Linked DNA regions of Homo sapiens: region 2 is linked to region 1. The links are chromatin contacts, found by Hi-C or POLR2A ChIA-PET in ENCODE. All regions are on one chromosome and are shown on one strand. Each heading gives the region's core, a stretch centred on a gene start or an enhancer-like site at or near the end of the contact. The rest is flanking DNA. Distances are from core to core; before and after follow the strand shown. Region 1 holds the start of TRO (trophinin). Region 2 overlaps APEX2 (apurinic/apyrimidinic endodeoxyribonuclease 2).

The links. Hi-C counts contacts between places; a loop is a spot of excess contacts on that map. ChIA-PET counts read pairs that join two places held with the same protein, here RNA polymerase II (POLR2A). Pooled maps may share reads with other maps.
Region 2: a pooled map shows a loop between it and region 1 (3-fold over the local background). The contact joins the enhancer-like site here to the promoter of TRO in region 1. A Hi-C loop is called at or near these places in 6 of 168 maps with a recorded cell type or tissue (CD4-positive, alpha-beta T cell, CD8-positive, alpha-beta T cell, astrocyte of the cerebellum and 3 more), 9 of 37 single-sample maps with no recorded cell type and 16 of 50 pooled maps. POLR2A ChIA-PET finds 5 or more read pairs at or near these places in 14 of 52 experiments (AG04449, AG04450, CD4-positive, alpha-beta T cell and 9 more).

What each region holds. Positions count from the first base shown.
Region 1 is chrX:54,918,250-54,922,073 of GRCh38, reverse strand. TRO (trophinin) reads right to left here and starts at 1,250. Exons shown (of 13, transcript NM_001039705.3): 1 at 1,196-1,250.
Region 2 is chrX:55,008,026-55,011,614 of GRCh38, reverse strand. APEX2 (apurinic/apyrimidinic endodeoxyribonuclease 2) reads right to left here. Exons shown (of 6, transcript NM_014481.4): 6 at 2,558-3,589. It overlaps ALAS2 (5'-aminolevulinate synthase 2), which reads left to right. Exons shown (of 11, transcript NM_000032.5): 11 at 2,272-2,560. The coding sequence ends at 2,435. Among named protein-coding and RNA genes, the nearest start is that of APEX2, 9.5 kb to the right of the region's middle. RefSeq lists an enhancer at 3,545-3,589. Within about 2 kb of position 2,339, at least 7 of the 41 ENCODE cell types and tissues checked have a DNase peak (open chromatin) inside an H3K27ac peak, as active enhancers do.

The DNA of each region.
Region 1 (3,824 bases), core at 1-2,500:
CCATCTGGTTTCCAAGGCCCAGCTCCTTTTGCCTCCGAGAGAGTCAGTTCTACGACCCCACCCCTTTACACGCCCCCTCCGCAACTCGATAGTGCGCATGCGCACCGACTAGAGGCGCCCCCACCCCCCATCTTAGGCCCACCTCTATCCCAAAAGAACCATTCTTCAATGCCCTCCGCGCGCATGCGCCTTGGTAAACCGGACAGTTTCTAACCAGCTCAATCCCACATCTGCCCCCTGCTCTCAGAGCAACAGAACATCTTGGCGCCACCCCGACCCACTCTTTCTAACTGCATCACATCTCGATCCAACCCTTCCCCCAACACTAGCCCCCTCCCTCCGCTCTGCAGTACCACTCCGCACCGCCCCTACCCCAACACCGCCCATCTCTCCTCTGCGGTACTGCCACGCACCGCCCCTTCCCAATACACCCCCCTCCCTCCGCTCTGCAGCATTTCTCTTCATCTTCCCTTCCTTTAATAAGCCCCCTCCCTCCGCTCTGCGGTACGTCTCTGCACCACCCCTTCCCCAACCAACACCACTCCCCCCTCTTTCCACGTCTGCAAGTGTGCAGCTCCGCCCTTTCTGCAACATGAATACCTCACCCCCAAATCCAACTGTATGAACCTTCTGTGTATTCCTGTTCTCAAACCCTACCAGGTCCTGTCTCTTCCCTTTCAAACCGGAACCAACCGGGTCATATCCCCTCCTTTCTCCTGTCTGAGTCTGGTCCTTTCCGTTGCTCAAAAGGGATGCTGCCCACTCTTATCTCTGGGTCCCGATCCCTCCATTCTGTGGCCCAAACGGGGTACTGCCCCCTTTCTCCAGCCTAAACGGAGTCCTGCCGTCTCCTATCTCCCTCCCGAACTGTGTGTATCCTCCTCCCCTCTTGCTACCGTCTGAAGGATTTCTCGATCCTTCCTTTCTGCGGTCCCAACTAGGTCTGCATCCCTCCCTTTCACGGCCCGAACCGAGTCCAGATCGTTACTTTCTGTGGCCCAAAGGGGATTCTGCCTCCTACTTCCTCCCGTGCGAACTGGGTCCAGGCACCGCTAAAGGCGACTTTGATGCGGTTAGGTCCCAAACCTCCAGCAGGTTTTCTTCAAACCTTAGGGGCGTGTGGAGTCAGGCACGTCGAAGCCGCAGCCAGGAAGCCCCCACAGGGTCTTCACTAAAGCCAGGTACCTCAGCTCACCTCGTCTTCTTGAATCCAGAAGGCGTCTGCTCTCTCCAAGCCTCTCCTTGTGTCTGAGCCTATCCCCCTCCCTGGCCGGAAGTGGTCCTGCCTCTTTCCGCCTCCAGAGGGGGGTCTCCGTTCCTGCCTGTCAGTCTCCTCCCCTCCATACCTACTTTCAACTTTCCATTCTCCTCAATGTAGCTCCCTTTTTCTTCTTACTACCCCTATTCAGTTATCACTCCCTCTTATTCTCCATTTGACTTCTCTATTCCCCACTCTGTATCTCCGTTCCTATTTGATTCTCCTGTTTCCCCTAGGAGGAATGTAGTTCTCTGAACTCCCACACCAACCCTTCCTACAGACCCTCTATCCCAACACTATTTACATAGTGTTGTTATACCTTGTGTCTATGTCTCTCTTCCCTAGAGCTGCTCTGGAGCAGGGGACTAGGTCATATTCATTTCTGTTTTTCAAGTGTTACCACATTAAAACATTTAGAGGTTCTAAACACTAAAAGATAGGGTGCCCGTCCATCTTATGCAATTCAGAATAAAAACAGTAATGTATAAAAATCTATGAAAAGTTTTTATTGATCCCACAATGACTATATTGATGTTTTAACAATATCAGTTTGTACTTAGACTGTCTCTTGTGACATGGTGCACTGTGCCCCCATGCAGAAAACAATTCATGACATTTATCTATTCCATCAATCATTCAAAAGAGAGCAAGGATAACTACACATATGTCAAATAAAATAGACTTAAAGTCAAAAACCATAAAAGATCTTAAAGGTCATTATATAATGATAATGAGATAAATTCATCGTGAATATCGAATAATTATAAACATATTTAATATATGCACCCAACATAGAAGCACCTAAATATATAAAACAAATATTAATAGATCTGAAGGGAGAAGTAGACTGCAATACAATAATGGTAGGAGACTTCAAGACCCCATCTTCAACAATTCACAGATCATCCAGACAGAAAATCGATAGGGAAACATTGAACTTGAAATACACTTTAGACAAAAAGGACCTACGGAATATTTTATCCAATAGAATATATAATATTCTCAAGCACACATAGAAAATTCTCCAGGATAGATCATAAGTTAGGCCAAAAACAAGTCTTTTTTATTTTATTTTATTATTATTCTACTTTAAGTTTTAGGGTACATGTGCACAATGTGCAGGTTAGTTACATATGTATACATGTGCCATGCTGGGGTGCTGCACCCATTAACTCGTCATTTAGCATTAGGTATATCTCCTAATGCTATCCCTCCCCCCTCCCCCCACCCCACAACAGTCCCCAGAGTGTGATGTTCCCCTTCCTGTGTCCATGTGTTCTCATTGTTCAATTCCCACCTATGAGTGAGAATATGCGGTGTTTGGTTTTTTGTCCTTGCAGTAGTTTACTGAGAATGATGATTTCCAATTTCATCCATGACCCTACAAAGGACATGAACTCATCATTTTTATGGCTGCATAGTATTCCATGGTGTATATGTGCCACATTTTCTTAATCCAGTCTATCGTTGTTGGACATTCGGGTTGGTTCCAAGTCTCTGCTATTGTGAATAATGCCGCAATAAACATATGTGTGCGTGTGTCTTTATAGCAGCATGATTTATAGTCCTTTGGGTGTATACCCAGTAATAGGATGCCTGGGTCAAATGGTATTTCTAGTTCTAGATCCCTGAGGAATCACCACACTGACTTCCACAATGGTTGAACTAGTTTCCAGTCCCACCAACAGTGTAAAAGTGTTCCTATTTCTCCACATCCTCTCCAGCACCTGTTGTTTCCTGACTTTTTAATGATTGCCACTCTAACTGGTGTGAGATGGTATCTCATTGTGGTTTTGATTTGCCTTTCTCTGACGGCCAGTGATGGTGAGCATTTTTTCATGTGTTTTTTGGCTGCATAAATGTCTTCTTTTGAGAAGTGTCTATTCATGTCCTTCACCTACTTTTTGATGGGGTTGTTTGTTTTTTTCTTGTCAATTTGTTTGAGTTCATTGTAGATTCTGGATGTTAGCCCTTTGTCTGATGAGTAGGTTGCAAAAATTTTCTCCCAGTCTGTAAGTTGCCTGTTCACTCTGATGGTAGTTTCTTTTGCTGTGCAGAAGCTCTTGAGTTAAATTAGATCCCACTTGTCAATTTTGGCTTTTGTTGCCATTGCTTTTGGTGTTTTAGACATGAAGTCCTTGCCCATGCCTATGTCCTGAATGGTAATGCCTAGGTTTTCTTCTAGGGTTTTTATGGTTTTAGGTCTAACGTTTAAGTCTTTCATCCATCTTGAATTAATTTTTGTATAAGGTGTAAGGAAGGGATCCAGTTTCAGCTTTCTACATATGGCTAGCCAGTTTTCCCAGCACCGTTTATTAAATAGGGAATCCTTTCCCCATTGCTTGTTTTTCTCAGGTTTGTCAAAGATCAGATAGTTGTAGATATGCGGCATTATTTCTGAGGGCTCTGTTCTGTTCCATTGATCTGTATCTCTGTTTTGGTACTAGTACCATGCTGTTTTGGTTACTCTAGCCTTGTAGTATAGTTTGAAGTCAGGTAGCGAGATGCCCCCAGCTTTGTTCTTTTGGCTTAGGATTGACTTGGTGATGCGGGCTCTTTTTTGGTT
Region 2 (3,589 bases), core at 1,090-3,589, 88 kb before region 1:
CCTATTTGCTTTTCTCCCCTGCCACTTCTTTAATCCATGTCAACATGATTTTTTTCCTAATTTCTCTGCTTCTCTCTTGCTCCTCTCAAATCCTTTCTCGATGATGACCACTAGAGGGATTTTTCTAAAATTCTGACTATATTGCTCCCTTGCTTAAACCCCTTCATGTTTCCCTCTAGACTCTAAAGCAGTGACCTCCAAGGGGTATGCAAAATGATTACAGGGTGAAGGAACAGAATATGTATTAGAATTTTATGTTTTTTTATCTTAAAAATAGGAAATCAAGCATCACTGATACTGATCTTTAATATACAGACTGACAGTTATACATGTATATAATATATAAACAAATATAGAGATTGGAGGTACATGCTAAAACATTTGTACTGATAGGGATGTATAGTCCAAAATTTGGAAACATTGACATATAGGACAGAGTTGAAGCTCTTCAGCATAGCATTCAATGCCTTCCACATGGTGATCTCTATGCCCTCACCTCCTCCCCACATGCATTTTGTTTTTTCAGCTACACTGAAGGACTTGTCGTTCCCTCATTTTTTTCTGCTCTCTTACCTCTGGGACTTTGCTCATGCTGCTCTCTTTTGATTGGAATGCCCTCCCTCACACTTTCCTCTGGCTTACTTTCCTTCATCTTGTAGACTTAACTTAGGCATTCTTTCAACAAATATTTATTGAGTACCAACTGTGTACTAGATACTGTTCTAGGCACTGGGGATGCAGTAGCAAACAAATCAGACACAAAATTCCTACCCTCTGGAGCTTACATTCTAGTGGAAGGGGTAGTAAAAAAAATTACCAAAAATAAGCAAATTAAGTAGCACATTAGTTCTAAGTGCTATGGGAAAAAATAAAGCAGGATAAGGAGAATGGGATAAGGGGCCAGGGGCGAGTTCAGAGAAGGGTTGTAGTATTAGAGTGGCAAGGGTAGAAGACGCTGAGGTGAAACTTGAGCAAAAATTTGAAGGAGGTGAAGTTAGTGAGGCAGATATCTAAGGGAATGGCATCGCAGGCAGAGGGAACATCCTAAGGCAGGGAAGACACAGGAGTATTCCTTTTATATTTGAGGAACAGTAAGAAGATGGGTGTGGGTGGAATGGTATAAGCAAGTGGGAGACAGAAAAATTGAGTACATAGAGGCAATGTGGGACCAGATTGTATAGGGTATGGTAGGCCATTAGAAGGAGTTTGGCTTTTACTCTGAGAGCCCTTGAAAGGATTTGAACACAGGACTGATATTTCTGACTCGGGTTTTAACAAAATTGCTCCAACTTCTATGTAGAGAATACACTAAAAGGGAGCAAGGGTGGAAGCAGGGAGACCCAAGAGTGGGCTACAGTAATATCCCAGGTGAGAGATGATGGTGGCTCAGACTTGATCATAATGAAGGCAATAAGAAGTGGTCAGATTTTGAAGGTAGAGCCAAGGGTCTTTGCTGATAGATGGGATATAGGGTAAGAGAGAAAGAGAAAAATAAAGGATAGCTCTGAAATTTTTGGACTGAGCAACTGGAATTGCCATCCACTGAGATGGGAAAAGCTAAAAGTAGAATAGCTTGGTGGAGGGTAGGGACATGAGTAGCTCAGTTGTACTCCTAAGTTAGAAATGCATATTAGACATCTAGGTGGAGATGGAGAAAAGCCATTGGATATACAAGATTGGAAACCAGTAGAGTGGCGTGAGCTGGAGATTAAAATTTCTGAACCATCAGCATATAGATGGTCTTTAAAGTCATGTGACTAGACAAGATCAACAAGGGCATGAACACAGAAAAGGCCAAGAACAGAGCCCTGGAACGTACCTGGGGTACTTCCTCCAGCTAGGTCAGGTTCCCTTCTCTGGGTTTTCACACCCCCAGGTGGACCCCCTACCCCAGGTTTCCTGGTCATAGCACCAATGACACAGTATAGTTACTGTCATTATCATTGTCCTCATAGGGCTTAGAGTTCCCAAGCAGACAGTCATTCTTGGGCCACAGCACATCCTATACTTAGGGAGTGGTCCAGGCCAGGACAGTATGGCTTCAAATTGTGTCAAAGGAGAGCTTCCAAATCTTTTATAATATATATCCCAGCATCCAGATACAAATGGTAATATTCACGGCACACACAGAAGCAAACAGTAGGCTACTTCTGGCCCTGAGGTATCTTGAAGGGTTGAGGGGGATCAATATCTTGGCTCATCTGTACTGTGACAGATTTGGAAGATCTAGTCTAACCCATTTTTTCCCTCCCCTCCCCCTACCACCTTCAGAGAAGCTGCTGCTGGCTTGGACTGCGGTGGGGCTGCCCCTCCAGGATGTGTCTGTGGCTGCCTGCAATTTCTGTCGCCGTCCTGTACACTTTGAGCTCATGAGTGAGTGGGAACGTTCCTACTTCGGGAACATGGGGCCCCAGTATGTCACCACCTATGCCTGAGAAGCCAGCTGCCTAGGATTCACACCCCACCTGCGCTTCACTTGGGTCCAGGCCTACTCCTGTCTTCTGCTTTGTTGTGTGCCTCTAGCTGAATTGAGCCTAAAAATAAAGCACAAACCACAGCATGTGAAGCCTTTTATTGGACAGGGAACAGACAAGTGCATTCTGACTCCCTCAGACAAGTGGCAGATCTATGAGGTAACCATAGGTCACTTGTTGGTCACCATTCCATTTTACCAACAGGGAAACAGAATGAGAAAGAGGAAGGAAATGCCCAAAAACTACACAGTGAGTTGCAAAGAGCTAGGATACTTGGCAGATTTATTTGAGATGGCTCTTCTCCAATGGTTTCAATAAAAATCCAGGGATTGACGCTTCACTGGTAATCCGGGCCCTGGAAATCTGGGCCCAGGGTAGCCCCTGAAGCCAGGAAATGAGTCAGCCCTAACCAAATTCCCTAGAAAGGAGTGGTTCCCCAAAACCAAAGAGGTATTTTCCATAAGGGGATATGGATGTCTTCCTCAATCCATTATCCTCTCTCCCTCCCACGGCATCCCACAGAACAGGATTTACCAGTCCCATTCTTTTTCTTTTCTTTTTTTTTTTTTGGAGACTGAATTTCACTCTTGTTGCCCAGGCTGGAGTGCAATGCATGATCTCAGCCCACTGCAACCTCCGCCTCCCAGGTACAAGCTATTCTCCTGTCTCAGCCTCCTAAGTAGCTTGGATTACAGGCACGCGCCACCACGCCCAGTTAATTTTTTTGTATTTAGTAGAGACGGGGTCTCACCATGTTAGGCTGGTTGCGAACTCCTGACCTCAGGTGATCCACCCATCTCAGCCTCCCAAAGTGCTGGGATTACAGGCGTGCACCACTGTGCCTGGTCTACCAGTCCCATTTTCAAAGGTGAGAAGAGGCTTGGCTAGAGCAAGCACTGTGTTCAAAGCAATGCTCCCACTTTCCAGGTCACAGTATACAGGAAACATTTCCATGGCACACTTAGGGGTACTAATGATACTACTTGCTAAGGAGGCAATCGTCCCTGAAACTTGTGTGGTCCCAGGCCCTGCCTGGCAACTCTGAGGGCTGAGGACCGTTTCTTTCAACCCTGTAACCCACTGTGGCAGCTGTGGGACGCACTAGCTGGAAAGCT